2 separate regions of the Homo sapiens genome follow, and region 2 is linked to region 1. Evidence: read pairs that join two places in POLR2A ChIA-PET (ENCODE). Cell type or tissue: HepG2. All regions are shown on one strand. Links, peaks and the distances in the headings refer to the core of each region. The heading gives the core; the rest is flanking DNA. Region 1 overlaps PITPNM2 (phosphatidylinositol transfer protein membrane associated 2). Region 2 overlaps PITPNM2 (phosphatidylinositol transfer protein membrane associated 2).

The links. Peaks named below come from ENCODE experiments on the same cell type or tissue, not always from the same donor. Only the 100,000 strongest peaks of a DNase experiment are listed, where the experiment ranks them.
Region 2: POLR2A ChIA-PET joins it to region 1 with 12 read pairs; 15 of 35 experiments call an interaction of 5 or more read pairs at or near these places.

Annotation. Positions count from the first base shown.
Region 1 is chr12:123,132,684-123,148,833 of GRCh38, reverse strand. The region is part of intron 1 of PITPNM2 (phosphatidylinositol transfer protein membrane associated 2); the gene reads left to right. Among named protein-coding and RNA genes, the nearest start is that of PITPNM2, 10 kb to the left of the region's middle. In HepG2, for the core only: a CTCF peak has its summit at 5,524; DNase peaks (open chromatin) are centred at 5,613, 6,693, 7,023, 7,823 and 1 weaker place; H3K4me3 peaks cover 2,806 bases.
Region 2 is chr12:123,062,765-123,078,914 of GRCh38, reverse strand. All of the region lies in intron 2 of PITPNM2 (phosphatidylinositol transfer protein membrane associated 2), which reads left to right. Among named protein-coding and RNA genes, the nearest start is that of PITPNM2-AS1, 11 kb to the left of the region's middle. RefSeq lists enhancers at 246-967, 7,724-8,596, 12,572-13,073, 13,232-14,094. In HepG2, for the core only: no CTCF peak of the experiment used is centred there; DNase peaks (open chromatin) are centred at 9,124 and 9,404; H3K4me3 peaks cover 718 bases.

The DNA.
Region 1 (16,150 bases), core at 3,600-11,599:
TCTGATTTGCTTGCCACACAGAATGGCCCTTATCTGTTTACACGTGCCCCCCACTAGACTGTGAGCTCCTGGGCGGTTAGTGCTGTATCACGTTTCTCTGCATCCCCAATGCTTTGCTGCACAGTAAGGTACTTAGGAAAATAGTGAGAGGGTTGGCCTAGATCACCACTGAGAGCCCTTCTTGTCCAGAGTTGATTGCTTATACATTCTCTGTTATGGGGACCCGTTGCCTTCCTCCGTGTCTAGAGGCCTGTTTTAACACCAAGCAGATAGATGCTCTCCTAACCAGCCCATCTAGTTAAAGTCTTTCCAACTTGGTCTTCGAGAAGACCAGTCATAGAGGATGTGCAGTTATCTGTAGAGATTAGCAGAGGAAACGTCTGGTACTTTGAGATCACTGCCTTGCTGTTTTTGGAAAAAATGCCAGGGCCGTGTGCTCTTTAATGTAAGCGTAGTGGTATTGCTCCAGTGTCTTTGGCCATGGGCAGGAGGAGCCACTGCTTATGACCGCAGAGTCAATCCAAAATGAGCCATTGTACGCCAGTTCTCAACTTCGCTTAGATGAGATCAATCCCTTTGCAGATAGTCACCCTGAAAGCTGCTTAACAGGACTCCCTGCCTCCAAACACAGATGCGGCTAAGTGGTCTTTGCACAGCTTCTCTGTAGGTCATTTGGTTGATGTTTATTAAGCTTTTACTGGTACCCTGGAATGTTATCAAATAGAGCCATGGCAAATCCTCATCTGGTTTACTCTAAAACCATAATCTGAGGCATTTTCCCCTTTCTAAAGGCTTCTTACAGTGACCCATATTAAAATTTTCTTTTAGAATTTAGGGCCAGGCAAACTTTGCCTTCCCGCAGGAAACTAGGTTGCTTTCTCCTTTGATAATGAAAAGGAAAGTGGGGAAGGAAAACACGTTTTGTTTGTATACTATGCACCATGCAGTGTGCTTGGGCCTCCCTGACACACTGTGCAGGGTAGGTTGTATTCTTCCCCTTTTTCCCAGAGAAAGAAGTTAAGACACACAGAGAGGTCAACTAACTTGCCCAAGTTTCCCTGGATTTGCACTCAGTTCTGCTTCTTTGCCACACTATGTGTGGCTCTTTCTATACCACACTGTCTTTCCAACTGATTATGTTTCTCCTCTTCTCCTTGGCTTCCAGGCTGCTCAGCACACAATGTGATATTCTGTCTAGCAACTATATTACCCTCAACATCAGCATATTTATTGCTGCTTTCCTGAACTGTCTCTTTTTCTGTGTGTGTGTTTATGTATAAATCTCTCTATATATATTCTTTATAAAGTCATCACAAAAGGCTTCTGGAAAACTGTATGGATAAGTGAATTAAATATAGTAAGTAACATTGCTAGCTGGGCGTGGTGGTGTGCGCCTGTAGCTGAGATGGGAGGATCCCTTTAGCCTAGGAGTTTCAGGCTGCAGTGAGTTATGATTGTGCCACTGCACTCCAGCCTGGGCAGCAGAGTGAGAAAAGAAAAAATAAATAAAAATAAAAAGGTAACATTGTACCTAACACACTAACTCACAGTGTGGTTAGGGAGATGAGTCCATGGGGAACAAAGGGTATGTGTGATAAGAGTTGTTGAAGGTAGAGTTCAGAGGAGGAGATGCCCTTTCTGGGTAAGGCAGTCAGGGTTGACTTCCTGAAAGAAGTGGGACTTGAAGGGGGCTTGAAGAATGGGTAGTTTTGATAGTCCACAGCAACTGTAAAGGTGTGTAGGACTTAGAGTCTAAAATCTCTGGTCATCACAATGGCCCTGCAGAACAGGTCTTCTGGTGGGAAAGGAGAGAATTGGTCCAGATATTAAAGTGGGGAACCTGGTGATGCCTTTTTCAAATCCTCTGTATCTTTGATGGAGGGTCCCAGAAGACTGGAGCTGGGAGGGCCTGCACCCTGTTGAGGATGAGAGGCAGAGGCTGGCAGAATAGAAGTGATTTGCACAAGACCTCTCTTCTAGCCTGGAACCCAAGTCCCTGATTACCGGTTTAATGCTCTTTTTTAAAAGTGACAGCCCTGTACATGGGTCCTTGTTTCCTGTGAAATGAGTATGGAGCATTGACCTCCTCACGCCCAACCTAGCAACACCAGGACAAACCTCTGCTAAACATTTATGGTCAAAGACACGACGAGTGCTGTTAGGAGGGGCAGGCTGGCATTTGCTTACTCTTTTTTTTTTTTAAACTTTTATTGTATTTTTTAAAAATTATTATTATTTTTAGATGGAATTTCGCTCTTGTTGCCCAGGCTGCAGTGCAATGATGTGATCTTGGCTCACTGCAACCTCTGCCTCCCAGATTCAAGCGATTCTCCTGCCTCAGCCTCCTGGGTAGCTGGGATTACAGGCGCCCACCACCACACCGGGCTAATTTTTGTATTTTTAGTAGAGATGGGTTTTGCCATGTTGGCCAGGCTGGTCTCGAACTCCTGACCTCCAGTGATCCGCCCACCTTGGCCTCCCAAAGTGCTGGTATTACAGACATGAGCCACCACGCCCAGCTGTTAACTTTTAAGTTCAGGGGTACAAGCACAGGTTTGTTGTGTCGGTAGACTTGTGTCATGAGGGCTTGTTATACAGATCATTTCATCACTCAGGTACTAAACCTAGTACCCATTAGTTATTTTTCCTGATCCTCTCCCTCCTCCCACCCTCCACCCTCCAATAAGTCCCAGTGTGTGTTACCCCCCTCTATGTGTCCGTGTGTTCTCACCTTTAGCTCCCACTTATAAGTAAGAACTTGTGGTGTTTGGTTTTCTGTTCTTTCATTAGTTTGCTAAGAATAATGGCCTCCAGTTTCATCCATGTTCCTGCAAAGGACATGATCTCATTCTTTTTTATGACTGTATAGTATTCTATACTATGTGTATATATACCACATTTTCTTTTCCAGTCTACCATTGATGGGGCATTTAGGTTGATTCCATGTCTTTGCTATTGTGAATAGTGCTGCAATGAACATACGTGTGCCTGTATCTTTATGATAGAACGATATTTTTAGTAGAGACGACGTCTTGCTATGTTGCCCAGACTGGTCTGGAACTCCCAGGTTCAAGCAGTCCTCTTGAGGTGTGAGCCATTGTGGCTGGCCAAATTACTTATATTAACAACTGCCCTTGCTAGAGGACACAAAGGAGATTAACCAACAGGCAGGTTTCCGGTAACAGACAAATCAAAAACCCAAGACAACCTTGGAGAGAGAGCATGGAAAAATCAGTTTCACACTCTCCTTGTTGAAGTTCCCCATTCTTCATAAAGCTTTTCCTTGAGTGCCATTGCCTCTGAAGTCCCTTATCTCTATTGTGGAAAGGGGTCTTATTAAGACCTGGCTAGTCAGAAAGATCAGAGGTCATGATCAGGGACGTCAGCGGGAGTCATGGGTCCAGGGAAAAGGCAGAGTGTTATCAGAGCAGCAGCAGGACCCAAGAGACCTCAAGGCTGATTCCAGCCTTGGAGCAGAAGCTGACAGCTCAAACTCCCTATTGGGTGTGGACATGCCAACCTGCAGCCTTAGGAGCACATGAATGTAGGGTGGAATAGCTCTGTCTGAGGAAAGTATATCCTGACTATGCATACATGTATGCATAGTTATTTGATTCATATTGTTGGCCATAGTTAGGTTCTTCTTTTTTTATTTTTTGTGACAGGGTCTCTCTCTGTCTCCCAGGCTGGAGTGCAGTGGTGCAATCATTGCTCACTGCAGCTTCAAACTCCTGGGCCCAATGATCCTCCTGCCTCAGCCTCCTGAGTAGCTGGGACTACAGACTTGTGCACCACGCTGGCTAACATAGTTATGTTCTATAAAGTCCCTCTTCAAACACTGAGTTAGTGAACACTGAACCACTGCTCCTAGGGAAAACACAGGGTTAGGCTCCTTTGAGCCTGCGGGGACAATATTTTCTTTAACCAATCCATATGTAATCTTATTTTATATATGTTTCTGTTAAAAGAGATCGGGCATGGTGGCTCATGCCTATAATCCCAGCACTTTGGGAGGCCGAGGCGGGTGGATTACCTGAGGTCAGGAGTTCGAGACCAGACTGGCCAACATGGTGAAACCCTGTGTCTACTAAAAATACAAAAATTGGCTGGGCACAGTGGCTCATGCCTGTAATCCTAGCACTTTGGGAGGCCGAGGTGGGCAGATAATGAGGTCAAGAGATCGAGACCATCCTGGCCAACATGGTGAAACCCCATCTCTACTAAAAATACAAAAATTAGCTGGGTTTGGTGGTGTCCATCTGTAATCCCAGCTACTCAGGAGGCTAAGGCAGGAGAATTGCTTGAACCCAGGAGGTGGAGGTTGCAGTGAGCCGAGATCGTGCCCCTGCACTCTGGCCTGGCGACAGAGTGAGACTCTGTCTCAAAACAACAACAAAAAAGACACCCTATTTAATATGTATCATTGATTCATTAACATTAAACTCCTGGCCATCAACACTGTGACTCATGTCTGAATGAAGCTTCTCTAACACAAGAGATTTTCTCTGCACATCATAATCATCTTGCACCCAAGAACTAGACTGCACCTCAGCACTGTGATTGGGGGCCATTCCAAACAGCAAAATCACCAACACAAAGCACACAAGTGCCAAAAATGTGGCACTGCACAGACCACAAAAAGGACACGTGTTTCCATTAGGAGAGCTGAGATGGGAAGATAGAGGATGTCCCCTCGTTCAACCTCAGCAGGGAATGTGCCATCAGGCAACTCAAATTTTTTGCCAATTTGCACAAATTTGAAAATGAATTTGAAAGCACCATGAGCATTGATTTTGGGGTTACAGATAAATTTTAGTGACTAGGGTAATTCACAAATATGGAATCCATGGATAGTGAGGATCTGCCACCTTTGGCATCATGTCAGCCCCCACGGTGTATCCAGCCTAGCTCAGGGCACCTCACAATGCTGATGGTACTTAATGGATGAAGACTGGAGCTGCGGGATGAGGCTGTGGGCAGATTCTTGTGTTTGCTTGTCTTAGGTGCTACAGAAAGACAAGCTGTCCTCCCTCAGCCCTGCTGTAGCTTCTTCTAGAAGGGCTGCTGCCAGCAGAATGGTGCCCATCTCTCTCTGCTCAAGTCTACAGGTAGGAGGGACCCTGTACTTTCATGCAGTGGGTTCTGGCGGCAGCCCTGCAATAGACTTGGCCTTTCTTAGGAGCTGAGACCAATCCTTCTCCCAAAGGAATAATCCTCTTACGGAGGTGTTTCAGGCCAAGATGGGGGGTTCCTGGGGCCCCCATGCCTCAAATTGTGGCCTTCTTATGCCTGGGCTCTCTCAGAGGAAGCTTTCCCAAGTCTTTTGCCTGTTGTGTGCCCTCTTAAGAGTTCGTACGTACGTCATACGGATTATTACTGTTTCTCCTCTGCAGAGCTGTTTATTTCCCCTTTTGAGAGGTGGCTCCTGGGGAGGGCCTGAATTTTCTCTTTTGGCAGCTGGGGGGCTTCCCTTCCAAGTCTGACTCACAGGCTGTGCTGTGGAGCAGGGCTGTGCACTTTGCTTCTGTTGTCCTCCTGGGATTAGAATCAGGCCCTTGGGCTTCCCAGCCCCCTAGGGAGGGCTCACTGGGCACCAGTGTCCTGCATGAGGTGGTGAGCCAGTGGGAGAGCTTGTTATGGGTGCTGCTGGCTCCACCCTCTGCTGTCTCTCTAGACAGCCCCTTGGAGGGAGGGATCGAGGGAGGGGGGAGGGGGATAGGGATGGGTGTGTCAGGGTAGAAATAGGTGGCTATTCCCAGCTTTCATCAGTGGCGTGAGGTTGTCTGAGAGGCAGGGCTTCCCCACAGGTGTGGATGCGTGCTTAACACTGGCTTGGCGACGGTGCTCTGGAGAACAGGAGGACATTCTTCCTCTCACACTGAAGGGCCCATTTAAGTGCTTTCCTTGGTACTTTATAACAGTTGACTTTTCACTTGCTTTTTTTTTTTTTTCATAAGAGGGAGAAAAACTCAACATTTTTTGCAATTAGAATTTTTCCCATGTGGGTAATCACACTGGAAAAAAGCATTTAAATCCTTTGAAAACCACACATAAGTGAGGCTCACGGAGCAGGGGGAACATTCAATCAGCAGGGGTGGCCAGACGTGGAGGCACTTCAGCGGGTTATCGTGTAAGGAAACAATTATTTTACATTTATTTTGGGTTTGCTTGTTGCAGCATATTTCAATTAGTTCATCAGTGTTGTGCATCTGACAGGCCAAACGTTTATTGTGGTTGAACCATCTGGGAGGTGGGAGGCCTGCAGCCTTCCCCATGGCAGTCAGGAACTACTAGTTTAAAGGAAATTTGTTTGATGTGTTTAAGAACCCAACACTAAAACACCATTAATAACAAAATCCTCAAGAATTCTGAAAGCACTCTCACCTATTTCGCCATCAGTTGGGCATGCATCACTCGAGACTTCATTCTTCCCCTAAGCGGGACATTTTCCAATACGCTGAAGCAAAGTTTTGAAGTGGCTTACTTAATTGGTCCAGAGCACGATTTGTATTAACCCAGCAAGGAAAATAGCTCACTAATTTATATTTGAGTGTGAAATAGCTTATGCATTTGCTGCTGGGAGTAGCAAGGGATGCATTTAGCGGATTCTTGCCATTAGTATGCAGCTGAGCTCCTGTCCTGTACTGTGATAGAGAGTATTAGTTTGACTTCAGTTCCCAGCCTTGGGTGACTCACCAGAGCATTGTGAGTTCACGGTAGTGACTGCTGACCGGTGCAATTTGTCGTGCACTCTTTGAATACCAAGATTTTATAGTACCTGATTTCACCCATTTTTCATTTTACTTCAATTATTCCTCCCCACCACACCCCCACTAAAAGTTCTCTTTCCTGAGGAATGTTCTGTCTGACTTTCCAGCAGGGGGGATAAAGGAATTTAGAATCAAACAAATAGGAGAGCCAGAAGGAGCACTGGAAAAAACCGAGTCCAAGGGTTTGACCTTTCCACAAAGGGGAATGACTTTCCATTTCCCTGAAACCCTGAGATCACAGGGCTGGGTGTGGGGTGTTGGCAGTGGAGCGGGATTAAGACTCAAGGACACAGCTAGTGAGCTGGAGGCCGGCTCATAAAATCTGGGACGTGCAGCTCACTCAGGTTTGTCTTGGTGGCCTGGGAGCTGCAGGACTGGTGCTTGCAGGGTTCAGGCCAGTGGCTCCTATACCATACCCAGCCTCGTCGACTCTGTGTTATGGGCTTTTCTGGTGCTTAAGATTCCTGCTCCAGGAGACGGCTGCTCTTCCCTCTCCAGGAGACGGCTGCTCTTCTTTCTCCAGGGAAGCCTCCAAACCAGAGGCATCCCTGGCGTATCCCAGCTGCTTCTCAGGCTGGGGGGATCTTAGCTATTTGTGTTTGAGTTGCTGGTGCCAGGCCCAGTGGCATGGTAGTGATCCAGCGTCTGTGGATTGTTCTTGCAGAGGCAGTGGCTGGAGGTGCAGAGGGGAGGGGCCTTTCCCGCTTACCCACCTTTTGTCTAAGACACCGCAGTGCATGGCATACTTCTGCCCATTGTGCTTCACAGGACTCTCACAAATGTTGCTGTGCCCATTTTACAGGTGAGGAAACTGAGGCTCAGAGAAGTCATGGTATGGCCCTCAGTGCTTTCATTTTTTGTGTCTCACAGATGGGGACCCTAAGACTCAGAGATGTCATGACTTAGGCCTCACCACACAGGGAGTTAACTGCTGGCTGGACTCTAGACCTGATCCCTCATGTTCATGCTTGTGTTTGGTCATGTTCTGTTACACAGCCTGTGCTGTTGTTTTAAAAAATCCATCAGTATTTCCTGATCTAGTTGAGTCTAAGCAGTACAAAGTACCTTTCAATTTGGGTTTGTATGGGGTTTTTTTTTTTCCCTTTTCTTTTTTCCAAGAGGAAAACAGAATTCCTCTTCTGTTTGTTCTGTAGCTTTTCCTTTTCAAAGAGGCCAAAGGGATGCATGGACTTAGAGCAGATTCACCAAGACAGGATTACATGCTCTGGGATCACATCTGTCTATGTGACTTTGAGGCCAAATTTGGACCTACTTGTGAAGTTGTCCAGCCATGCACCTGTAGGCTGGAGGTTAGAGAGCAGGAGTGGGGTCTAGCTAGGCCTCTGGGGTGTGGTCCTGGGGGGTTTAGGAGTCTTACTTGAGAGTCAGTGCCTTTTTCTCCCTTTAAGGGAGAACAACGTTCAGACTGGCTGGGTGACAGCTGGTCAAGCAGATCCCTGTTTATGGCCTCCTTTCTGTTAGGGGGTGGGGCAGGGGATTTTTTTAAAAAGAGCACAGTTCCTAGCGGCTTGTCCTGGAGGAGGGGCCTCGCTCACCTCCAGCCAGAGCCAGCTTAGTCTCCATCTTTCCCTGAGCCTGCTCATTTTTGCTCTTTTCCTTGTTCTCTGACTCATTAAAGAAGGAGCAGGGGCCCAGAGCTGACCTCATGAATAGGGCAACAGGAAGCCAGGTTGGGGAGGAGGAGGCTGGAACTGGTGGCTGTGTCCTCTGGGGGTGCCCACTTTCCTTGCTGTCTCTGGGCTGTTCTGGGCTGAAGGAGCAGAAGGGCCTGTGGCCACTGGGCTAAGAGGATTAAGAGGTGATGCAGGTGGTCCCAGTGTGGGAACCTCTGACTCAGGTCCCCTTAGCAGGAGTTATAGGGCCTGCGTTCCCCGGGGGCCTAAGGGGGCATGTTCAGAGCAGCTGAACCTGGTTCTTGATCTAGATAGAGACACATCCCTTGAACTTCTCAGACCATCTAGAGTCAGACCTGCGTTGCTGTCCTCTTGATTTAGCTCCCAGGACCTGGGTGTCCCAGCCAGCCTGTGGGGTGCCAGGGGACACTGAGTTATCCCTTTTTAGGTTTCCTCAGGTTGCCTAACTTGGTTCTAAATTTGAAAGAGGGATTTAATTAAATCTCTGGATGAAAGAAAACTTGGGGGAGGTGGTCTGTGGGGAAGGGGTGATAATAAGTCATACCTGGAAAAGTAGAAGTGGACTACTTGGCCTCTGGGATGGACAGGGATTCCCCAGAAAGCAAACAATGAGGTCTCAGGGCTGGGCCTCCCTTCTCTCCAGGTGGTGGATTGCCAGTTTATTCCTACTCTCACTATAGTCTTGCCTAGGTGCTTAGAATAACCCAGAAAGATTCTAAGCTTCTGGCCATGTTAAGGCCTCAGATGCAGAGAGAAAATGCAGTAGATTCCAGCAGATGTGGTGTGTGGGAGAGGACAGGAAGGGTCTCTGGAAGCCCAGTGGAAAAAGAGAGGCACCAGGTGAGGCTTTGGACAGAGCAGGAAAGAAGGCAGAGATGTGCAGTTGTCTGTTGTTTTTTTTTTTTTTTGAGAGGTAATCTCTCATTGTCGCCCAGGCTGGAGTGCAGTGGCACGATCTCGCCTCATTGCAAGCTCCGCCTCCCGGGTTCATGCCATTCTTCTGCCTCAGCCTCCTGAGTAGCTGGGACTACAGGCGCCCGCCACCACACCCAGCTAATTTTTTTGTGTTTTTAGTAGAGACAGGGTTTCACTGTGTTAGCCAGGATGGTCTCCATCTCCTGACCTTGTGATCCGCCTGCCTCGGCCTCCCAAAGTGCTGGGATTACAGGTGTGAGCCACCGTGCCTGGCCAACGATTGTCTGTTTTTAAAAACTGAGGTGAATTTACACATGATATGAAATTAACCATTTTAATTATTTATTTATTTATTTTTGAGACAGGATCTCACTCTCTCCCAGGTTGGGGTGCAGTAGCACAATCGTAGCTCACTGCAACCTCAACCTCCTGGGCTCAAGGGATCCTCCTGCCTCAGCCTCCCAAGTAGCTGGGACTACAGGCGTGCATCACAGTGCCTGGCTAATTGCCTAATTTTTTGTAGAGACAGGGTCTTGCTATGTTGCCCAGGCTGGTCTTGAACTCCTGGCTTCAAGTGATCCTCCTGCCTGGGCCTCTCAAAGTGCTGGGATTACAGGTGTGAATCACTGTGCCCAGCCTGTAAAATTAAAATTTAATTTTATAAAATTGAAAGGATTTTTAAAGTATATAATTCAGTGTTATATAGTATATTCACAGCAGTGTGCACTCACTGGCTCTATCGAATTCCAGAACACTTTCATCACTCCAGAAGGAGACCCTACACCCATTGGCAGTCACTCCCCATTCTTCCCTCTCCCAGCCCCCTGGCAACAACTCATCTACTTTCTGTTTCTATTGATTTACCTGTTCTGAACATTTCATATTTATATTAAATGGAATCATATAATGTATGGCCTTTTGTGTCTGGTTTCTTTCACATAACATAGTGTTTTCAAGGTTCAACCATGTTGTATCATGGATCAGTACTTCATTCCTTTTTTTGTGGTAAAATATACATAATATAACATTTACCATTTTAAACATTTTTATTTTTGAAACAGGGTCTCTCTCTGTTGCTTGTGCAGTGACACCAACACAGCTTACTGCAGCCTCGAACTCCTGGGCTCAAGTGATCCTCTTGCCTCAGCCTCCCGAGTAGCTGGGACTACAGGCACGCACCACCATGTCTGGATAATTTTTGTATTTTTTTGCAGAGATGGGGTTTTGCCATGTTGCCCAGGCTGGTCTTGAACTCCTGAGCTCAAGCGATCCACCCACCTCAGCCTCCCAAAGTGTTGGGATTACAGGCGTGAACCATTGCACCGGCCGTCTTTTCTTTTTAAGACTGACTAATGGTTCATTGTAGGCATACACCACATTTTCTTTCTTCATTCATCCATTGATAGACGTTTAGATGTTTCTGGGCTAGTGAAATTTTGACTTTGGTTTGCCTCTGGATGAGGAACAACAAAAGACAACTGAACTAGGAGGGTTTAGGGACCCAGAGACATCAGTTGTCCCATTTCCAAGGTAAGTGACCACTGACAGTTGCATCTTTCTTTTGTTTTGCTTTCTTCTTCTTCTTCTTTTTTTTTTTTTTTGAGACAGAATCTCGCTCTGTCACCCAGGCTGGAGTACAGTGGTGTGATCTTGGCTCACTGCAGCCTCCATCTCCCGGGTTCAAGTGATTCTCCTGCCTCAGCCTCCTGAGTAGCTGGCACTACAGACACGCACCACCACGTCCCGCTAATTTTTGTATTTTTAGTAGAGATGGGGTTTCACTTTGTTGGCCAGGCTGGTCTTAAACTCCTGGCCTCAAGTGATCCGCCTGTCTCGGCCTCCCAAAGTGCTGGGATGATAGGTGTGAGCTACTGCACCCAGCCACGAGAGCACCTTTCTGTGCCTTGGTTCCAATACCCACCTGGTAACAGTAGCAGTGGTCCCTCAAGGCTGCTGTGTGGATTCAGAGAGACTGGCTGGGAGGGTGGCTTTATGAGCTGTCAAGTACACTCATGAGCTGCTGTTGTCCTGGTCAGGCACAGAGCAGGTATTCATCAGTCATGAGTATGAGGGTTGGTAGGGCACAGCCTTCTTCTGCCCACCTCGGCCTTCCATGATCTGGAAGGAGCCAGAGGGGCTCACCTGTGATTCTATCTGCCAGAGGGCCCCCTTTCCTGAAGAGGTTCTGGGGCCAGCTCCAGGAAAAGGTGGCAGGTATGTGTCCTGGCTCTTGGTGGCCTTCAGAATGTGTGCTGACTCCTAACAGATAGTGGTAGGGAAGGCACGAGACACATAGCCTCCTGTAGTTCTGTCCCCTTGGTCCGCCTCTTTGGTGCTCCAGGAAATGAATCCAGGAGGATGACATGGGCAGCCGCCTGGGTGGCTGGCTCAGAGCGGAAAGTCAGTCTGGCATTCACGAAGTCACACTTGCCCTCATTAGGCTAATTAACTTTCGATGTGGAAGTGCTCCATGAGCAAGTGACTTAGGAAATCCATTATCAGGCCAGGGTCAATTTTGTGTGCTGTGGTGCCTATGACGCTGTTCTGTACATTTCCATATTCACCAATTAAGGGGGCTTAATTATTATTATTATTTTTTTTGAGACGGAGTCTCGCTCTATCTGGCCAGAGTGCAGTGGCACAATCTCGGCTCACTGCAATCCCTGCCTCCTGAGTTCAAGCGATTCTTCTGCCTCAGCCTCCTGAATAGCTGGGACTACAGGCGCCTGCCACCATGCCTGGCTAATTTTTTGTATTTTTAGTAGAGACGGGGTTTCACTGCATTAGCCAGGATGGTGTCAATCTCCTGACCTCGTGATCCACCCACCTCAGCCTCCCAAAATGCTGGGATTACAGGTGTGAGCCACCATGCCTGGCCAAGTGCTTAATTATTAACTTAGGGCTGGGTGACTAAGGAGGAGTTGCATTCAACATGCTTTGAGAATTTTAAGGCCATTTGTGAATTAGCTGTAATATGGTAAATAATCATACTCTTAATCTTGTGAGCTGTGTTCTAGATTACATGGAAGATAAGCTGAGGCCGAGGGGTTGATTTATTGAAGGCCACAGGGATTGAGACTGAGGGGGAGTCAGAAAGAACAAGAAGGAGGCCCTTTTCTTTAACACCAAGTTAAATTTCTATTTTTTGTTATTTTTTCTGGTTTTGATAAATGAGTTTAATTTTTTTTTTTTGAGACAGAGTCTCGCTCTGTTGCCCAGGCTGGAGTGCAGTGGTGCGATCTCGGCTCACTGCAAGCTCTGCCTCCTGGGTTCACGCCGTTCTCCTGCCTTAACCTCCCAAGTAGCTGGGACTACAGGTAACTGCCACCACACCTGGCTAATTTTTTGTATTTTTAGTAGAGACAGGGTTTCACCAAGTTAGCCAGGATCTTCTTGATCTCCTGACCTCGTGATCCACCTGCCTCAGCCTCCCAAAAGTGCTGGGATTACAGGGGTGAGCCACTGCGCCTGGCCAAAAAAATTTTAAGTAATGTATGTTCATGGGAAATTAACAAAGATAAATTAAAAAACCAAATAATTAAAAAATGTCCATCAACTGATGAATGGGTAAAGAAAATGTGGTATATACATTCAACAAAATATTATTCAGCCATGAAAAAGAAGGAAATCCCAAAATGGGTAGGGTGGCACGGGCTTGCAGTTGCAGCTACTTGGGAGGATCACTTGAGCTCAGGAGTTTGGGGCTATGGTGTGCTATGATCTCGCCTGTTAATAGCTACTGCACTCCAGCCTGGGCAGCGTAGCGAGACGCCGTCTCTAAAAAACCAAACAAAAAGGGAAATCCTGCCACGTGGAATAACATGGATGAACGTTTAGGACATTATGTTACATGAAATAGAACAGTCACAGAAACGCAAATACTGCATGATCTCACTTATACAAGGTACCTAGAGTAGTCAAATTCATAGACTCAGAGAGTGGAATGGTGGTTGCCAGGTCTGAGGGGAGGAAGCAATGGGGAGTTAGTAATCTACAGGCATAATGTTTTAGTCAAGTGAGATGAATAAGCTCTAGAGATCTGCTATACAACATTGTACTTATAGTCAACAATAACATATTTTACACTTAAGTTTTGTTAAGGGGGGGGGTCATATGTTACTATGGTTATCACAGTAAAATTTTTAAAACGTCAAATGGTTTAAAAATATTTAAAATGAAAGTACATTATTCCTAGCTATAAACATGTTTTATTTTTGCTTTTTTAAAAAAATGGAACCTGAACCTACCTATAGGCTGCAGGTTTGTTCCTGCCACCGGGAAGGATCCCACCTTCACCCTGGACGTCTTTGCTTGACTTCTGCCTTTGTGGTCTCCTAGACTGGGTGTGGCCACATTTAATTCAGCATGTGTAAAGTGCTGGCTGGTGTGGGGCGTTTCCAGCTGACACAGAGTGGGCACTGCGAAAGGCTGCTTTCCATGAGAATGTCTGTCCACATGGTTAGGTTCCCAGGCTAGCCCACCAACAAAACATGATCTATCGTGCAGCTGAATTTCTGAGCTTTCTCCTGCTAGGCCCACCAGCTACAGCACCTGTGCTTGTTGGGGAACTTACTGAATATCAGAGCCTCACTTCATCCCACAACAACCCTCTGTAGTCAGCTCTGTTGTACAGATGAGAAAACTGAGTCCCGCAGAGGCCTTATTTCCTCAAGGTCCCATGGCTAACAGATTCAAATTTAGGCCACCTGGCCCTGAGCTTTATGTTAAAGTGCTGCTTTTGACAGTTCACCACACAACGGGCCTATTTTGGAGTTAAATAGGCTTTTGGAGTTAAGTAGGCTCAAAAGCCTACTTAACCTTGGAATCTAAGCATTTTGTAAAACCTTTTTTTTTTCCCTTGTAAGTGGGAAAACCTGTCCTGGGCGCACCCAAGAAGGAACACTTCATGTTTTCAAGGCTTGAGAGGAGCCTCCCTGCAGCCTGGTTTGAAGGAGGCATTTGTGTGTGCAAGAACGGTTGTGCCTGGAGGGCTTCCTGGCACTGACTCATGCGAAGCCCATTTGTCCAGGACCCTGTGGGTGACACCGCCGCAGACTCTTGCAGGAGGTGTGGAGTGGTGGTTTCCATCACATCACCAATGTCCTGGGTGTGCTCTTACCTGGTCATATGGCTCAGGGGTGGTCACCGGGCTTGGCAGACCCCAGCACTTTGGGAGGCCAAGGTGGGCAGATCGCAAGGTCAGAAGATCGCGACCATCTTGGCTAACATGGTAAAACCCTGTCTCTACTAAAAATACAAAAAATTAGGTGGGCGTGGTGGCACGCGTCTGTAGTCCCAGCTACTTGGGAGACTGAGGCAGGAGAATAGCTTGAACCAGAGGCGGAGGTTGCAGTGAGCCAAGATCACGCCTCTGCACTCCAGCCTGGGCAACAGAGCGAGACTCGATCTAAAAAAAAAATGGATAAAGTAGCTCCTGGTTGGAGATATTCCTTATATTGTTGAAATCTTTGCCTATCCCTCAGTCTCTATGTTTTTCAGAGTAATGAGGCTGGGGCCGGATGCGGTGGCTCACGCCTGTAATCTCAGCACTTGGGAGGCCAAGGTGGGCGTATCACCTGAGGTCAGGAGTTCAAGATTAGTCTGGCCAACATGGATCTGGGGACATAGAGATTTGAGCAAACTTTTTCGTGTACAGTGAGGGAGGAGCGTGTGTGTGTCTGTGTGTGTGTGTGTGTGTGTGTTCATTAATAATTGTGATGCTAAGATTGCCTTCGGTAGTTCATCTGGATATTTTTTCCACATTCCTCATGTTTCTACTTTTTCCTGTATTTTGGATTCTCCATTTGAAGGCAGGGAAAGAGGAGGAGGTTGAAGGGAAAAGTATTCTAGTCCTTTCCAAACATTATCATGGAAGATTTATCAAGGGAGATCGAAACAGTCTCTTCTTCCCACCACCTACTATCATCCCACAGAGTTTAAGAAAATACTCAAATTCTCTCTCTTCCATTGGCATCAGATTCACAGCCCTGCCTGTGGTGGGAAGTGACTTTGGTGCATTGGCTTCATTCCCACAGTGGACATAATTGAGGCTCTGAGTGATCAATGTATTTGTTCAGGGTCACACAGCCAGCAGACACCAGAGCTGGAACTAGAATTGGATTTTCCTGACTCTACAGCCAGCATTCTTCTTTCTGCTGCTCTGTACACAATGGCAGGAATGAAGTAGGCAGATGGCAGGGATTTGCCATGGAGCCATATCTGGGGCTCTTATGGGACTTGCCTCTTCCCTGCCTCTAAAATTTCAGGTTTGGCAAGTATTGGTGAGGATGTGGAGAAATTGAAACCCTCGTGTGTTACTGGTGGGAATGTCAAATGGTTGCAGCTGCTGTGGAAGACAATTTGGTGGTTCCTCAAGTGGTTAAACACAAAATTCCCATATGACATAGTAGTTCCACACCTAGTTCTAGGTCTATACCCAAGAGACTTGAAAGCAGGGACTTGAACAGATACTTGTAGCTTAATGTTCATAGTAGTGCTGTTCTCAGCGGCCAAAAGGTGGAAACAACTCAAGTGTCCAGCAGTTGATGAGTGGATAAACAGAACGTGGTCTGTTCATATGCCATACTGTTTGGTTCCATCAAACAATATGTGTCAGCATTCCATTCCTCTTTATGGCCAAATAATATTTGCCAAGTATTGAATGAACCATGGATGAACCTTGAAAACATTTTAAATGAAAGAAGTCAGACACAAAAGGACAATATTGTATGATTCTACTTATATGAGGTACCTAGAATAGGCAAATACACAGATACAGAAAGTAGAATAGTGTTTATCAGGGGTTGGGGA
Region 2 (16,150 bases), core at 4,906-12,905, 71 kb after region 1:
TGGCTTTCTTCCCAGCCCCATTTCGCTGCTCCCAGTATGAGTGGGGCCAGGTGGCTGAAGCCAGTATCGAAGCTGGGACGTGGGCAGCTGCAGCAGTGAGGCTGGCACAGGCGTGATGGGAGATGCCACCCAGCGTGGGGAGCCTGGGAGTCCCCATCCACCTGCCAGTGTGTCCAGGAGAGCCCCCTCCCCCTGCTGTGCCCAGCAGCCTCCCTTCTCCTCTGCTTCCCACATGGGTGGCACTGGGCCATCGGAGCCCTTCCATAGGTGGGTATCCCCTTATCCCTGAGGGTGGGAAGATGTGACTCAGGATTTGGCAACAGATTTTTAGAAACAGGGAGGCCGGGCAGGTGGAAATCCACAACGCCTCCCCTAACACAAGGTATCACCTAAGCCCGGGGAGAGGGTCACTTTAGTCTCTGGGGTCCCGACTTCAGGCTCTGGCTGGGCATCGTGGCGTGAGACGGAGGGCCCAGGCTCTTGGGGCAGCGGAGCACCACGAGCCAGGCGAGAAAGCCCCCATCTCCTCCCTTTTCCTTGGCATGGTGGTGGCCACCAGCTGCTGCTTTTGCCCACCGGTCTGGCCGGTACCCCTCCCCGCCTGGCCACCTGGACCCTGAGGCCTGGTATGGGGGAGGCTGCAGCAGCAGAACTGTGGGATTGGCTCTCTGCTGATGCCTTCCCTCTGGCATATGGCTCCTCCGCCCGCCTTGGGCTCTGCCAGCGGCTCCCCTTTCTCCATGGCAACTCAGCTCAGTGGTCCCAGTGGAGGAGAGAAAATCAATTCTCCCTCCTTCCCGCCCTCCCTCTCCGCTCCCCACCCCTTCCTCTCCGGCCTGCCTTTCTCCCTTCCTCCGGCATCCCTGCCCAGTCTCCCAGCTCCTCCGTCCACCCATCCTGGGGACACGCGTGCTCCTCAGTGTCCTCTGTCTCCAGGCATGGGCTGCTGGGAGAGCTGCGTGCTGGGGGCGGCCCCCTGAGGCCGGCAGCATGGGGAGCTCAGCGGACCTCTGCAGGGATGGGAGGCTGCTGCGCGACCCCAGCCTGGCTCCTGTGGTGCACACCTCCTGGCTCTGATACTTTGTCCCCCCACCCCTTCCCTCACATTGGCTTCCTAAAAGGTAATTTTCTGCTCCTTCTGAAACATGTCACAGCCTCAGGATGGGTTTATTAGCAAGGAAGGCTCTGTCTGGTCACGCGGGCTGCTTGCTTTCTCTCCGAAGAGCTGGGATGGAGGGAGAGAGAGAGGGAGAGGCCTCACCTGGCATGCTCAGAACTCAGAGGGGGCACAGCAGAGTTTGGGTGCGTGGAGTTCTCCTCTAGGGAGTCTGTGAGTAGCTCGACTCCTGCCTCCTGGTGCTTGGGTAGGTACAGCACTCCATTGTACTTCCATTTTCCACTGTGATTGCCACGGGGCATAGAAAATCTGCTTTCCTGGACTGTGGTTGGACCAAGGAAAGGGGAGGAAATTCAGAGGCATGCACGTGCGCCCTAGATGGGGCAGGGCTCTGGAGTGGTGATTGTTGGCCACACGTTGGCTGTCTCTCTGACCAATCCTTCATTATCTGAAAATGAGAGTTCAGTGAGGAAATGTTTTGTCCCTCTCCACCCCTGATAACAAGGGGTGTCCCTCCCCACCCCGATATCCCCCATAACCAAGATTTCCAAGAAGGTGGTGTAGGGAGGATCGTCTGCTGGCTGGCTTCAGGCAGAGCGGCCCTGCCAGTGTGTCTGTCTGGATAGCACCATCTGTTTGGGACAGCCCCTCGGCACAGTTTGGTCAGGCAGGATTTCAAGCCTGCTGCCCAGTGGGTCAACATTCTGCATCATTTCTTCCCCATCCCCAGTAGATGCATTCAGAATGACTCTTAAGTGGCTTTCCCAGAGGGAATCTGTGAGGCTAACCCCTCAGCAGCGCAGCCCGGGGAGACACACTCCGACCCATGCCCGGCACAGGCAGCTCCCACCGTGACCTCTGCTTCCTGTGCAGCAGGCAATGGAAAAAAGAACCCCTGGTTGTCAACAAGAACAGCTCCCGTGTTGATGGAAAGTGAGGGCCAAAGAAACCGGATTTAGCACCCAGTTCTTAGAAGTTATGGGTTTGAATGGTGTCTGAGAGTAACCCCTCTCTGATCTTTAAATAGGAAGTGTTACACCAAGTAGCCCTGTCTGACTCACCAGGGAGCTTCAGAGTTCAGGTACCAGGGAACCCATAGTCAACTCTGAAAGAGGCACTCAACTTGGAGGGCTGACTGCAGAGAAGTCTAGATGTTCCAGTATGTGTCTGTGTCTCAGGGTGCAGTGGGGATTGAGGGTGGGACCAGAATTGGCTCACAAAGTGAATAGTTGAATATAGGACTTCAGCCTCATGAGCACCTGATTGGATTCTGTTTTTTGTTTCAGCATTCTCTCTGTCAGATTGTTTTAATAACAGCATCAGAGCCTTGAAGGTGGCCTGAGACAGGACTCCCTGTGTGGTTCTGTGGTTGGGCATCTTTAAACTATGTTTATCTCCCCAAAGCCCTGTTTCTTTAAAACTGCCTTTGAGCCCCCCAGAGACCCTCAATTCTTGGTGCTTCTCTTTGAGCAATCAGATGGGTTACAACTGGGCAGGATGAGAGGAATGCTTTTGTGTCTGCACAGGTCTGTGCTGTTTCTTCCTCTGCTTTGGGGCTGGAGAATCACCCAGACCCTCCTGGCATCTGGGCGGTGTGCAGGCTTCTTAACAACATTACGGGCATCTGGATTCTGGTTGGTTGCTGGGAATTCTGATGGGTTTACGAGTTATGTGATGGGCGGGGAGGCCATGTGCTAGTTTTGTTTAGTTTGGTTTTGGTTTGCTAGTGAGCGGAAAATCTGATGTGACACCTTAAAGGCCAGCCCACAAGTGGCAGCACCTGATCGTCATCTCTGCTCTCAGCCTCTATGGGAGGCACCCGGCCCTGCCGTTGCTGCTGGGCTTCCTCTGCCCTGAGGGCTTTCGTGTGAGCTCAGGGCAATGCAAGTGTGTGTTCAGTTACCAAGCCCAAAAGTCAAAAGAACAGCCAGAGCCAAGCTGGCTTTTGAGGAGAGAGGCCGGCTCCTCCAGCCTGGCTGCATTTGCCTGAGGTAGATCGTGAGTGCTCTGCCCCAGCCTCTCCGCCCTCCTGTGTCCTTTCTCAGCGGCTGCTCTAAAGTATAACTTCACGTAGTGGTGACTTAACTTGAAAGGAGCCGCAGGGGGCGTGAGAGCAGCTTGGAGAGGTGGGAGCCTGGGCCGCCGATGGCTCCAGCCTGTGAAAGTGTGGAAAGCTCGTTCCAGGAAAATTGGAATAATCACCTCATTGGCTGGCTTTCAGGCGGTGAGTGGTTCTTTCTTTAATTTGACAGGAGCGCTGGGATTCAGGGAAGGGCGTGGTGGGAAGCCCTGTGGTTCAGACAGACCCCACGAAGCCAGTGAAGCTCCCAGGAGAAAGTCTGATTTATTTTTCCCTGGCCTGGCTTGCAGCATGGTGGAATCCACCACCCAGGCTGTGCTGGGCAGGACAGGCCGCTCTGATGCGGGTCAGAGATTCTGGGACTCAGAACATCTGCCTTGGCCCCCGCCCAGCCCGTGCCTAGCTTTGAAAAAGTCTGTTGGTGGTGTTGCATGATGACTTAAACTGCAGGAAGAGAGAAGCTCATGAACATTAAACTCTCCCCCAGTCTCTCTTGTGAGTTTCCTGAACACACACGTACTTATACATGCACATACACGCCTTTGCCCACAAGTGCACATATGCTTGCAGATACACACACACAGCCTCCCCACATGCACACTCACACAAATACATGTGCACATGCCATGCAGGCATGCACATGCAACTCACAAGCTCACACCCACATGCACGCACACACAAATATGTTTTCCCTGCCTGCTAGCAGGGGTGTACCTACCATTTGGCATTCTTCTCATGCTAACATGATCCCATGTAAACGGTTCCCAGGATTGTTAAGATCAGACAGCTGTCCTTTTTATGCATTGCTTTACAGCTCAGTGTCTCACCTGAGTGAGACAACTGTCCCTGTCCACTTCTGGAAAGAGCTGCCTCTGTTCCCTCTTTTCCTCCCTGGTGCTCTGTTGCATGGTCTGGTGTATTACAGGGATTGGCATGTTTGTGTCTGCAGGGGAGCCTCTGGGTGCTGGCTTTCTGTCCAGGGCTTCTGAGGGCCGCCAGCCCAAAGGGAAGGGATTCATCAGAGACTGATAAGCTTAGGGTGTACTGAGCTGTGAGGCCATATGTGTGTGTTTGTGTGTGTGTGTGGGTGGGTGGGTGTATGTGTAGGCATGTGTGTGTCTATGTGAGGTGTGTGATGTGTTTGCATATGCGTGTGTGGTGTGCTCATGTGGGGGGTGTATATGTGAGTGTGTGTTGTGTGCATATGGACATGTGTGTATTTATATGTGCATGTGTGGTATGTTGTGTGTGTGAGGTGTGTGTGCATGTGTGTGGCATGTATATGTGCCTGTGTGTGCCTATGGGGTATGTGAGAGTGTGTGCAGTGAATGTGAGTGTGGCATTTGTATTTGGGCATCTTTAACTTTGCATTCTGCTTCTCCCATTTTCTGCTTCAATTCCCAGAGCAGGGCTCAGCAAACTCCTTAACCTATGTCTGCACTGGGATCTTAAATCCACTTCACAGACACTTTCCCAAGTCTCATCTGATTTAACAGTTTGCAGCCACCCTAGAAGTACTTGGCGTTGCTCCCATTTTACAGATAAGTAGACCGAGTCTCGGAGGGTTGAGTAGCCTGCCTGTGAAGGCAGAACCAGAACTTGGATCCTTGGCTCTTTCACTCCTTCGCTCCCTCCCTCCCTCTGCCTCACTCATTAGTTATACATGCAACCTGCTCTGCACCGGGCATGGCTGCTGGGCTCTTGGCCTGAAGACTATATTCAGCCCTTGTCCTTCAGCGGGTGCTCAGTATGGGAGGAGGCCAAGGAGGTTGGGTGAGGAGAGCTGGGGGGTGCTCACTCTCCCTGCACTCCACGGCCACCCACCTTAGTTGTCTGAGAAGAGAAAAGGAAGGAATTAGAGAGAGGAAGGAGCAGGCAGCCTGGGGATGAGCTGGAGGAGAGCCCCCTGCATCTGCCCTACCACTCACTTGCCCCAGGGCTTCCACCCAGAGTACGAGGCCACTCTACACTGTGGAAAATCCGGGTCACTCTGATCCTGATCCACTGTTATTCTGCTATAGGAGCAGAGTGGCTCCCTTTCTTTTAAAAATTGCTACATCATGTATCATCAGAAAGACAGTCTGCATCGTGGGGTCTATGTGTTTTAGGCTGAGGATTTCAGCATTGGTGGCTCAGGGTAGTAGGAGCAGCACTGCACATGAGGAGATATGTGCCTCAGTTTCTTCATCTGTAACATAGAGATAACACTGTCTACTTCATGTGTCTCACCACAGAGAACAGGTGTGATGTGCTAGGAGATGAACCACCTGTGTAGGCGGTGGCGAATGGTAGGCTGTTGTTAGAGACAAGGCATTCCCATAACTTACTCTTCAATGGGTCAGGAGTGTTTATGCCCAGAGATGCACACAGAGAGCAGGAGGGACACAGATGCAAGGCAGATGGAACAAAAGGGAAGCAATTGCTGCTTTTGGGTAGTGTAGAGGGGAGTTCTTATGTTAGTTTTGCAATTTTTCCGTAGCTTAGAGACTATATGAAAATGAAATATGGAAGAAAAAAGGCTCATCCATTTAAGAGCTCTTCCTAAGAGGTTGAAAGTATACCGATGTAACAAATAGCAGAGGGTTTGTACCTTAACGACCCATGAGAAGCCAAGTGAATAAAACGGAAGCTCCATCCTCATGGAAGCTGGAGACAGCTGGCCATCCCTGAAGGGGATAGGGAGCTCTGGGGAGGGGGGCAGGCGATGGAATCACACCAGCCAAACTCTCAAGAGGCAGGGCTCTCCCTAAACACCAGGCCTCGGAAGTCAGGCTCCTTCCCTGATCCCTGTTGGGGCTCCGGATTCTGGCTTGGATGACTTCCCCAGGGCCCTTGCCTGGTGGCCACAGCCTCTTCTTCCAGAGCTCCAGGTGAGGGAAAGTTGTATCTTATGATGGTTTCCTGACTGGGTGCTGGTTTTATTTGGTCCAACGTTCAGTTGCAGGTTTACCCAGTAGGTCAGCTTTGTGGCCCTCTCTGCTGCCTTCGGCATCCTGAAAGCCCCTTTCAGATGAATGTTTAACCTCAAAACCTTGAGCAGCTGTTGACAGGGAGCACTAGGCCTGGAGTCTGAGAGTCTGGGGTCCCAGCTCTGCCCCAGTGGATCTCTCTGAGACCTGACTGTCTCCCTGACAAAGCCAAGTTTGGTGGGAATGAATGAATGAGGGACTTGAACATGCTCTGTCACTCTGCAAATGGTAGGTGTGTCTTGGGAGAAGACAGGAGAGGGACAATTGCCAGCCTTAACTTGCTGTCTACTTTGTGCCTCACTTTCCCCACCTTGTTGCCATAGTGAGAGGAATTTTCCTCATCAAGTCCCCATCACCTTTCTCTAAGCAAGACTATGCTCAGGGGCTGGAGGGCAGGGGAGAATGCAAGTTAGAAGACCTTGTCCCTGTCCCCTGTCTACCATCAGCCTGATTATAAGATCTTGGAGAATTCCTTTGACCTCTCGGAGCCTCAGTTTCCTGGTGTGCACAGCAGAGTTAGCGATGGATGCCCTCAGGAGAATGGGAAGGACAAATGGATGGTGTGTGCCCAGCACTTTGTTTCATGCCAGCGTCCTCACTTTTCCTGTCACCCTGTGCCCTTGTAAAGCACTTCACAGCTTTCTAGGCGTGGGCACACCATTATCACAGCCTGTGGCTGTGAACAGGCTTTGTCAAGCCTGTGCAGACAGAGAATGGGGAATGGGTAAATTTAAAACACTCCTTCCGCCTGACTTCATTTGCCTGCTGGGCCTGTGCTAATTGCATGGCTGAAGTCCCCTTTCCAGGACTCTAGATTCCTGAGATGGAAAGGATCGGGACTGGGCTGCTCTAGGACCTTCCTAAGCTGGTAGAAGAGCAAAACTTGGTAGTCATATAGGCTCGGGTTTTGAGTCCTGGCTGTGTGACCCACAGAAGCTGCTTAATCCCATTGCACCTCAGTTTCCTATTGTGTGGAATGGGAGTGATGGTCCCCCCATGGGCGTTGTGTGAGAATTCAAGATTCTGTGCTTCTTGCCTGCCTCGTCGCAGGAGCGTGTGAAGCGGATGATCGTCTTGTGGGGCTCTCCTCCAGTGTCAGATTGCTCTGTACCAGAGGCTGTCCTAGGATCAGGGCCAGGCCAACCGCTGCTTTTCATGCTCCCAAATGTTTGGAGAGCCAGTGCGGTGTCTTAGCCAGCAGAGCTTTCTGTCAGGAGGTGTGATCATCGAGCCGTTTGTACCCTGCCAGCCACCTGAACCCAGAGCCACTCCCTGGACTGAGCTTGCCCTCAGGGGAAGGTGGGCAGCAGAGTTATCCAGCCTGCGGGTCTCTCTCTGGCTGTCCTCCACCCTAGGAAGCACAACACGTGGTCAGCAGTGTGGCTTATGGGGAGCACAGGGAAAAGATGAGCAGCTCCATATTTCATGGCTGAAACTTGGATATGGCTGCAGTGCCAAGGAGGGGCCTCCCCTGGACCCAGAAAGAGCAGGGGCTGGAAGTTATGCTTGAGACACCAGCTGGCAGCTTCAACTTAGAGAAGAGCCGGCATGCCTGTCCCCCTCTGCTGCCTGCAGCCCTCTGCCCACCCTACTCAAGAGTTCAGCCTGTTGCTCCCTCCCAAGCAACAGTGGACACTCGAGGATCCCAGGTCGGACCTGCTAGATGGGGACACTGAGCCAGGCAGACCCAGGGCAGCTTTCCTGAGTTCCTTGGAATCACACTGAGCTGGGCCAGCTGGATAGGCTCCTGGAGGCAGAACGGAGTTCAACTCCCTCTCTCTGCTGGCCTCCTTCCCTGCATCCCCCTGTTTGCAGCTAGGAAGGGCTGACCTGGTGACTCGGTGACATCCCTTCCATGTGGCCCCAACATGAGTCACACGTCACGGCATTCTCTGAGTTGGGCAGATGCGCGAAGGGGCATGTTGATGTGGGGCCCTTAGGGCTGCCCCCACAACTAGCCTGGTCTGAAGAACCGGTTGGTCCTGTGGGGTTATTTAGAAGGCATGGGGGGCAGGCCTAAGCTCCCCAGCTCCTCCTTGGAAGAGGCCTGGCCTGTGTAAGCTGTTACTGCCTGGCTTGAGGAAGTGGCACACCGAGGAGCATCCTGTCTCATAGGGAGCCCATCCCATGGGCAGCTCTGCTCCTCAGGGCAGCCAGTGGAGCTGGGAGGGGGGACATCGCCTGCTTCCCAGACTCAGCGTGTGTCATGTTCCTCTGGGCTGCCCGGCCTGGGTGTTCTAGGAGGCCTCTGTCCAGAGGAGCAGACCTTCCCTGATGCCCACACCAACATGAATGCCTGCCATGAGGCCCTGAGGGTGCTGATGACAGCAGCTGTGACAGCGGTGCCATTGCCCACACGGTCCTGGGGCCCTTGGATACGGTCCAGCTCAAACCCCTTCACTATAGCTGGGACACTAAGGCCCACACAGGCCAGGGACCTGCTTCAGCTCCCAGGCCCTTGTTACCACCACTTGATGTGATCTTCTGTTTGCAGTCTGATAGCTTTCAGGGCCCAGTCCCTGCTCCCCACAGTGGACATGGGCTTAGGGCATGATTTAAGCCCCAAGAGCAGTGAAGAGAGCTGGGCTAGGGGCCAGGGCATGGCGACCTCTTGCCCCAGGCTCAAGGCTAGTAGAACCTCTGGACTCGTCTGTCCCTGGGCTGTATCTTATCAGCAGACTCTCCTGGCTGGGTCTTGCCAACCTGGGGACTCTTAGCTCCTTGCCAGTCACTCAGTGAGCCCCTGCTTGTCATATGAGCACCGGGTGCAGAGCCCCACTGCTGGGCAGCTTCCTGAGTGCATTGCATCTGGCTTTTCACTGTCACCTTGGGAAACGGTCAGGGCAGATGACCAGAATCTGTTCCAGGAAGGGGCCTGGAAGTTGGGTCACCTGCCCAAGGTCAGACAACTGTTCTGGGACAGAGTTTGGAATTAAAATCTTTTATCTAACAAATATTTGCTGGGTACCTACCTTTATTAAGCAACTGCTGTGGCCGAGCCCTGGGGACACAACTTTGAACAAGGCTCGGGCCCTGAGCTCCAAGGCAAACATGTGGCTACAGTGCAGTCTGATAAATGCCAAAAGGAAAGTGGGCGCAAGGTGCCCGGGGTGCTGACTCGGCCCACGGGGCTTGGGAAGGCTTCCAGGGGGCCTGGAAGGCGAGGAAGCTTCACCTGGGGGAAGGGCTCTTTGAGCACAGAGGACTCTGGCCATCTGATTCCAGGCCTATAGGGACCCCAGCAAGCCCAGGAGAGGTGTGGACTCTGGCCTTTTCTTTGCTGCGTGGCCTGCAGCAATCCCTGTCCTGTCTCCAGTCTCTCCATCTGTCTGCAGGGGAGATTGTACCAGGCCCCGTGTTTCATTCTCTGGAGGGCTTCCTGATAACCTCAGGAGATGTGTTTAAAACGCAGGTTCTGAGGCCTCTCACACAGAGGTTCTGATTTAGCAGGTCTGGGAGCAGCGCATAGGAATCTGCATTTTTTTCCTTTTTTTTTTTTTTAGAGAGTAGGTCTTACTCTGTTGTCCAGGCTGGAGTGCAGTGGTGCAATCATAGCTCACTGCAGCCTCCTGGGCTCAAGTCATCCTCCTGCCTCAGTCCCCTGAGTAGCTGGTTCTACAGGCACAATCCACCACTTCTGGCTAATTTTTAATTTTTTTGTATAGATGGGGTCTCACCATATTGCCCAGGCTAGTCTCAAACTCCTGGTCTCAAGCAATCCTCCCACCTCAGCTTTCCAAAGTGCTGGGATTAAGGGTGTGAGCCACTGTACCTGGCCCTGGAATCTACATTTTAAACAAGCTCACTGGGTGTTTCTAAAGCAGCTCATCCCTGTACTTCAGTTTGAGAAAAGCTGGACTTAACCATCTTGGCTCTGACATTATCAATCCTACAGTTGTCCTGACCATGTCCCTTGAAGTGGGCAGAGCCTATGGTGTTGGGGTGGTGGAGGTGCCTGGGGTTCGTAAGTGCTGGAGCTCTCTGAGATTCCAAACTCTGCAGAATCTCAGAGAAACCCTTGGTCATAGTCCTAAAGCTTCCAAAAGTCTTGGCCAACTCCCTCAGCTCCCCATTATGGGAGGGTCTCCAAAAGTGGAGACAGGTAGGGGATGCTGAGCCCCTTGGGGTTAGGGGGCTGTTAAGTATTTCTCAGATCTCGCTTCAAGCATTTCTGATTAGAAAGACCTGCAGTCCCTGCGTTAGTTCTTAAGGCTGTCTGCTTAGGGCTGGTGTGCCCAAGGATTATTTTTATTTATTTATTTATTTATTTATTTATTTATTTATTTATTTATTATTTTTTGGAGATGGAGTCTCGCTCTGTCGCCCAGGCTGGAGTGCAGTGGGGCAATCTTGGCTCACTGCAAGCTCCGCCTCCCAGGTTCACGCCATTCTCCTGCCTCAGCCTCCCAAGTAGCCACCTCACCCGGCTAATTTTTTGTATTTTTAGTAGAGACGGGGTTTCACCGTGTTAGCCAGGATGTTCTCGATCTCCTGACTTTGTGATCCGCCCACCTTGGCCTCCCAAAGTGCTGGGATTACAGGCGTGAGCCACCGTGCCCGGCCGTGCCCGTGGATTTTTAGCAAAGCTGAGCTGGCCTGACCTGACATGGGGGCCTAGAAAAAGCTGTTCAGGTACCATGTGGGGAGGTGGAGAAAGTGGGGAGGCTGGGCAGGGGGAGGCCAGTGCACTTTGGGCCACATGACTACTTCCCCTCAAGTGTCTTAAGAGCCTGGATGCAGACGGGTTTCTCACCGTTGGCTCCTCGCATGCCCTGAGCTAATTGGGCTGCAGCCCTGCTAACAGCCTGGTGACAGGCTGCCTCAGTCCTGCCCAGATGCTAGTGTCACCCTTCCAGCCAAGAGACCCATTGGCTGTTCTCCTGCAGGGTGCCCGGAGCAGGAGACACTAGCTGACCTATATGTGGTCAGCTCAGAGTGTGTCCTGTTTCCCAATGCCACAAACCCAATGTACTAGTTTCCTGGGGCTGCCGTCACAAATGACCACAAACTGCATGGCCTAAACAGCAGAAATTTATTCTCTCACAGTTCTGGAGGCCAGAAGTCTCAGATCAAGCTGTCAGCAGGACCACACTCCCTCTGAAAGCTCCAAGGAGAATCCTTCCTTGCCTCTTGCAGCTTCTGGTGGCCCCAAGTGTTCCTTGGCTTGTGGCTGCATCACTGCAGTCTCTGCCTCTGCCTTCACATGGCCTTCTCCTGTGTCTCCTGTGTCCTCTCCTCTTCTTCTTTTGCGTGTGTGTGTGTGTGTGTGTGTGTGTGTGTGTGTGTGTGTGTGTGATGGAGTTTCACCCTTGTCTCCCAGGCTGGAGTGCAGTGGCACAATCTTGGCTCACTGCAACCTCTGCCTCCTGGGTTCAAGCGATTCTCCTGCCTCAGCCTCCTGAGTAGCTGGGATTACAAGCATGTGCCACCATGTCCAGCTAATTTTTGTATTTTTGGTAGAGACGGGGTTTCACCATGTTGCCCATGCTGGTCTCGAACTCCTGACCTCAGGTGTTCCACCCACCTTGGTTCCCAAAGTGCTGGGATTACAGGCATGAGCCACCATGCATGGCCATGGCTGTAGACTCTCTCCTCTTCTTATAAGAACACCAGTCATTGGGTTTTGAGCCCATCCTCAATCCAGTATGATTTCATCTAGAAATCCTTCACTAATCATATCCACAAATACCCTATTTCCAAATAAGGTCACATTCTGAGGCTCTAGTTAGATGTGAATTTGGGGAGGGGGCTGCACTATTCAACCCCTTGCACCCAGCAGGCAGAATGTCACCAGATAAAGGGCAAACCTACTGCACTGGCCGGGGAGTGTGGCCTGGCAGCGGGTCCCAGGAAACACACCCAGGGCTTTTAGCAGCCTCAGGCCCTGTCATCAGCAAGGGCGACTTTGCCTCCACGAGTAGAATCAGAGAGCCCAGAGCAGCCGAGGGGGTCCAGTAGGCAGCCACTGTGGAGAGGGTGTACTAGTCAGACACGTATTTTAAGGTGTCCTGGAGGAGAAAGGCTGCATGTGGCTCCAAAAAGTCAATCAAGACCCCAGGTTGAGTCCCAGTGGGGCAAACTGTTCAGTATAGGAACTTTCTCTAATAGCAGTACCTTGTAGCCCATCCCAGGGGGTGGTTAAGCCCCTCTCACAGGATGGGCATTGCAGAGAGGAGTCTGTCTGTCTCCCAGCTCTCAGTCTGTGCTTGTCTCAGAGGTTCATGCCCCCACCCCCAACAGCTGTGGGGTGAGGTCACGGACTCACTCCACAAAGGCAGTGGAGATGATGGTGGCATACATAGCCAGACCCCTGCTCTTGCTCCTGGCTGGCTCATGAGTTTGTGGGTTGTGGGGAGTACCCACAATGCTCAGTCTTCAGGGCATCTACAGTGACGGCCCCTCACCCTCTGCCCCTGCCTGCACCAGCCCACTCCGTGTGTTTCCCAGCTTGGTCTTCTCTACCCCTCGTCAGGCCCTCCCCTTGCTCGATCTTGACACTTGGCCTCCTTCCTGGCCAGGCTGTCTGCCTGCATCCAGCCCTGGCTCCCTGAGCTCCTCTCGGATACATCACTGGGCACATGGTGGAGTGGCCATTTCAACACATGGCACCTGCAAGAGCTTTCATCTCCTTCCCCTGGCCCATCGCAGATGAGACACACTGACACCTCAGCTGTGAAGGTGACATTTGTCTACACACACGCACACAAACGCATACAGGGCTGGATACAACAAGGGACAAGGCTTAGGCCTGCTGCAGACCTTGGGTGAGTCTCTGCCCCACGTCTCCAGCAGTTAATGAAAGACAATCTTGCTCTGGGAAGCACTTCCTGCATCTGACTTCTAGAAGTCTCTGCTGTCCAGGATGACAGAGGGTGCCCCTGAATGCAGGAAGTGCTGAGTGTTGCCAGTACCAGTGCCCCTGTGGCTGCCTGACCACCATCCATTCCTTCCCATCCTCCTGCTGTGAGAGAACCAACAGACCACCTTGGGGATGATGTCCCCTAAGGCTCCCAGGCCAGCCCAGGGTGCCTGTTGGGGAGCTGCCTCCTCATCCTCACACCCACAGGCTTTACATACAATTAATCATTTAAAATGAACAGCCCTTCTGAGCTTGCTGGCCTCCTGCAAGTCTCACACCAACTTGCCAAAATCCTTTCCCTTTTCTGGGCCCCTTGCTTTTACCTGTCAAAAAGACATAATCTGCTGGGACAAGGTGTGTCAGCTGCTCCCACAGAGCCTGGTGCCTTGGAAATGCCCCATAAATGGTTGTTCCTGTCTTGCATCCTCCTGCCTCTCCTGCCAGCCCCGTTGGTTCCCCATTGACTCCGTCTCCAGTGTCTGCTGTGCACCTGCTCTGGGCAGAGCCCTGTGCGCTGTCCCTGGCACCAGGTGGCTCTCATGCTGCCCCTGCAAAGCAGCAGCTAGAGATGAGCTGAGTCCTGCTGCCTGCCCCATGACAGTGACTGGAGGGCTATGGGGGAACCCTGGATGCCATCGGGGACCTCTTCACCCTTTCTTCTGGTTTTTTGGATGCTCTCGGAAAGCCTTCTGGGTGGCCCCTTGAGCTTGACCTCACAGACCGATGAGGCAGCTGCTCCAGGCTCAGCACTGCAGTTGCACAAGGATGGACAGGGCCTTGTGCAGCCGTCCAGGGGCCTCCAGCGGCTGTGGGTGGCAAGTGCCTGCAGAATGGGGGCTGTAGCTCAGCTGTCCCAATGGGAGACTCTGAGCAAGGCTCTGAAGGGTGAGCAGGGCATGGCAGGCCCAGGCTGAGGACATCTCAGGTGCCCAGTGCCTCACTGTCACCTCATTTAATCCCACTCAACCCTCCAAGGTGGGTGGTGGTCCACAAATGGGTACACTGAGGCCTGGAGCAGGTAAAGGACTTGCTCAAAGACAAGGCTTGAATGTGAACGTGGTCTGGCCCCAGAGCTAGTCACTCCCTGTGTCCTGCTGCATCTGATTCATTGTGTTGTTTGTTTCCCACTAGCTTTTTTTTGCAGGGTGAGGGTGATGTGCTTACCCCCACAACCTTCCCTGATTTTCTCCTGTTCCTGCTGTTGTATTTGGGGCTGTTCAGTGCCTCCTCACTTCCCACCCTGTTGACACAGGGGTGTTGCTGGGCTCGTTTTGTTTTTGACCCAGTCAGCCTGGCAGGGAAGTGGCGGGCTGTGCGCAGAGCTTCCCGAAATAGCCCCAGGCTCCCCGCCAAAGATAGAGGAGCCAGACTGTGCGCGATGGGCTTGGGCCAGTTGAAAGATGTCTTGGTTCCCTACTCCCCTCAGCTCCCCTGCCCTGTGCCACCCCCAGCCCAGGTCTTGATGCTCCTGCACATACCTGTGCCCCGTGGTGGCTGAGAGCCTCCTGTGGGCTGCAGGCCTTGGGGTGCTGGTTGGGATCGGTTTGGTGTCACCCTGGGCCCAGAATGAGGAGTTCTCATCCCTTCCCTGCTACTGACTTGCCCGATGACCTTGACCAAGTCCCTGTCGCTCTCTTGGTTTCCATTTTCCAATTTGGAGTGGGGAGAGTGCGTCTGTCTGCCTGCTGGCAGCGTTGCTGGGAGGGTCGAAACAGTGAGCAACGGCCCCAACCCTGGGAAGGCTGGCAATAATGCATAGTGACAAAATGATATCAATGATTTGTTTCCCCTAGTCCTGACTGTTTTGAGTGTGGGGACACAGTTCTTTAGCAGGGCTGATCCCCAGCATCACCATCACCATCACCATCATCATTATAGTAATAATAGCGGCTGCTGCTGTTGCTTGGGTGTTGTGTGCTGGGTGCTTTACATTGATTGTCTGTTAATTTATTCCCCTTACTACCCTATGAGGTGTGTGTGGTATTGGACTAGGTCCACATACCTATAAAATGAAGGTCCACATACCTTCACCTATAAAATGAAGAACTGAGGCTCAGAGAGTTTAAGTAACTTCCTTAAGACCAAGTGAGGGGTGGAGCTGTGTGATCAGAGCACCATTCTGATGTCAAAGCCTGAGTTCTGCCTGCAATGCTGTGACCCCTCCTCCAGGGGTCCCTGCTCTAGGCTTTTCCTTCCAGACCTGGAGCCTGGTCTCGTGGGGGCTGCTCTTGGCAGCCAGAGCATCCAGTAGGTCTCATCTGCATTCTGACCAGAGAGCCCTGGTGTAGGACAGAGACCCACAAGGGGCTCTGCCTCCAAAGAGAGCCCTGGGGGAGAGGGAGACGCTTCTGGGACTGAAGGGGCCACTTATTTTAGCCCCCTCTTTTAAATATTATGCATTTAAGCAACGTCACAGAACAGAGTCAGCAAGCACTTCCTAAGCACCAGCTGTGTGCCAAGCCCTGGGGGCTCCTGTGTGCCTCTCACCAAGCCCAAGAGGCCTGTTTCACTCAGACTTTGCAGGTGAAGAAATGCAGCCCAGCCAGGGGCGCAGGCCACCTGCCCAAGGCCACCTATCTAAGGCCACCGGCTGGGCAGTGGCAGTGCTGGTACCAGAGCCAGGTCTGCCTGGCATACCTGCCCCTTCTCCACACTGCAGAGATGAGGAAGCTCTCAACCACCAAGCCCTGCCGTGTTCCTCATTCCTGCCTACCCTTGCTTGCCCAGTCACAGGCCTGGAAACACAGGCCTTGCCCTGAGCAGGGGTCAGCGGGCCCTGGGGCAACACAGGTTCCGTCAGCAGAGCTGGGCTCTGCGTCCTTGTGGACCTATGTGCCCGCAGGCCTGTGTTATGAATATATTTATAGGCATTGCTGTTTGTGTGTGTGTGCACATTTGCTTTCGTGTGTGACTCATCTCTTTGGACTGTGTTCCCCAAGGTCACAGGGCCTGGTGAGTTTTAGAGGCAGAGCACATGTCACCCCTCATCTGTCCTGCATTGGTAGTGGGGTGAAGCAGGGGTGATATGCAGTTGGTTCACACAGATATGTGGTGAAAACATTGATGTGCAGATCCACAATTCCTTATCCTCAATTCCAAAATCCAGCACACTGAAAACCAGACAC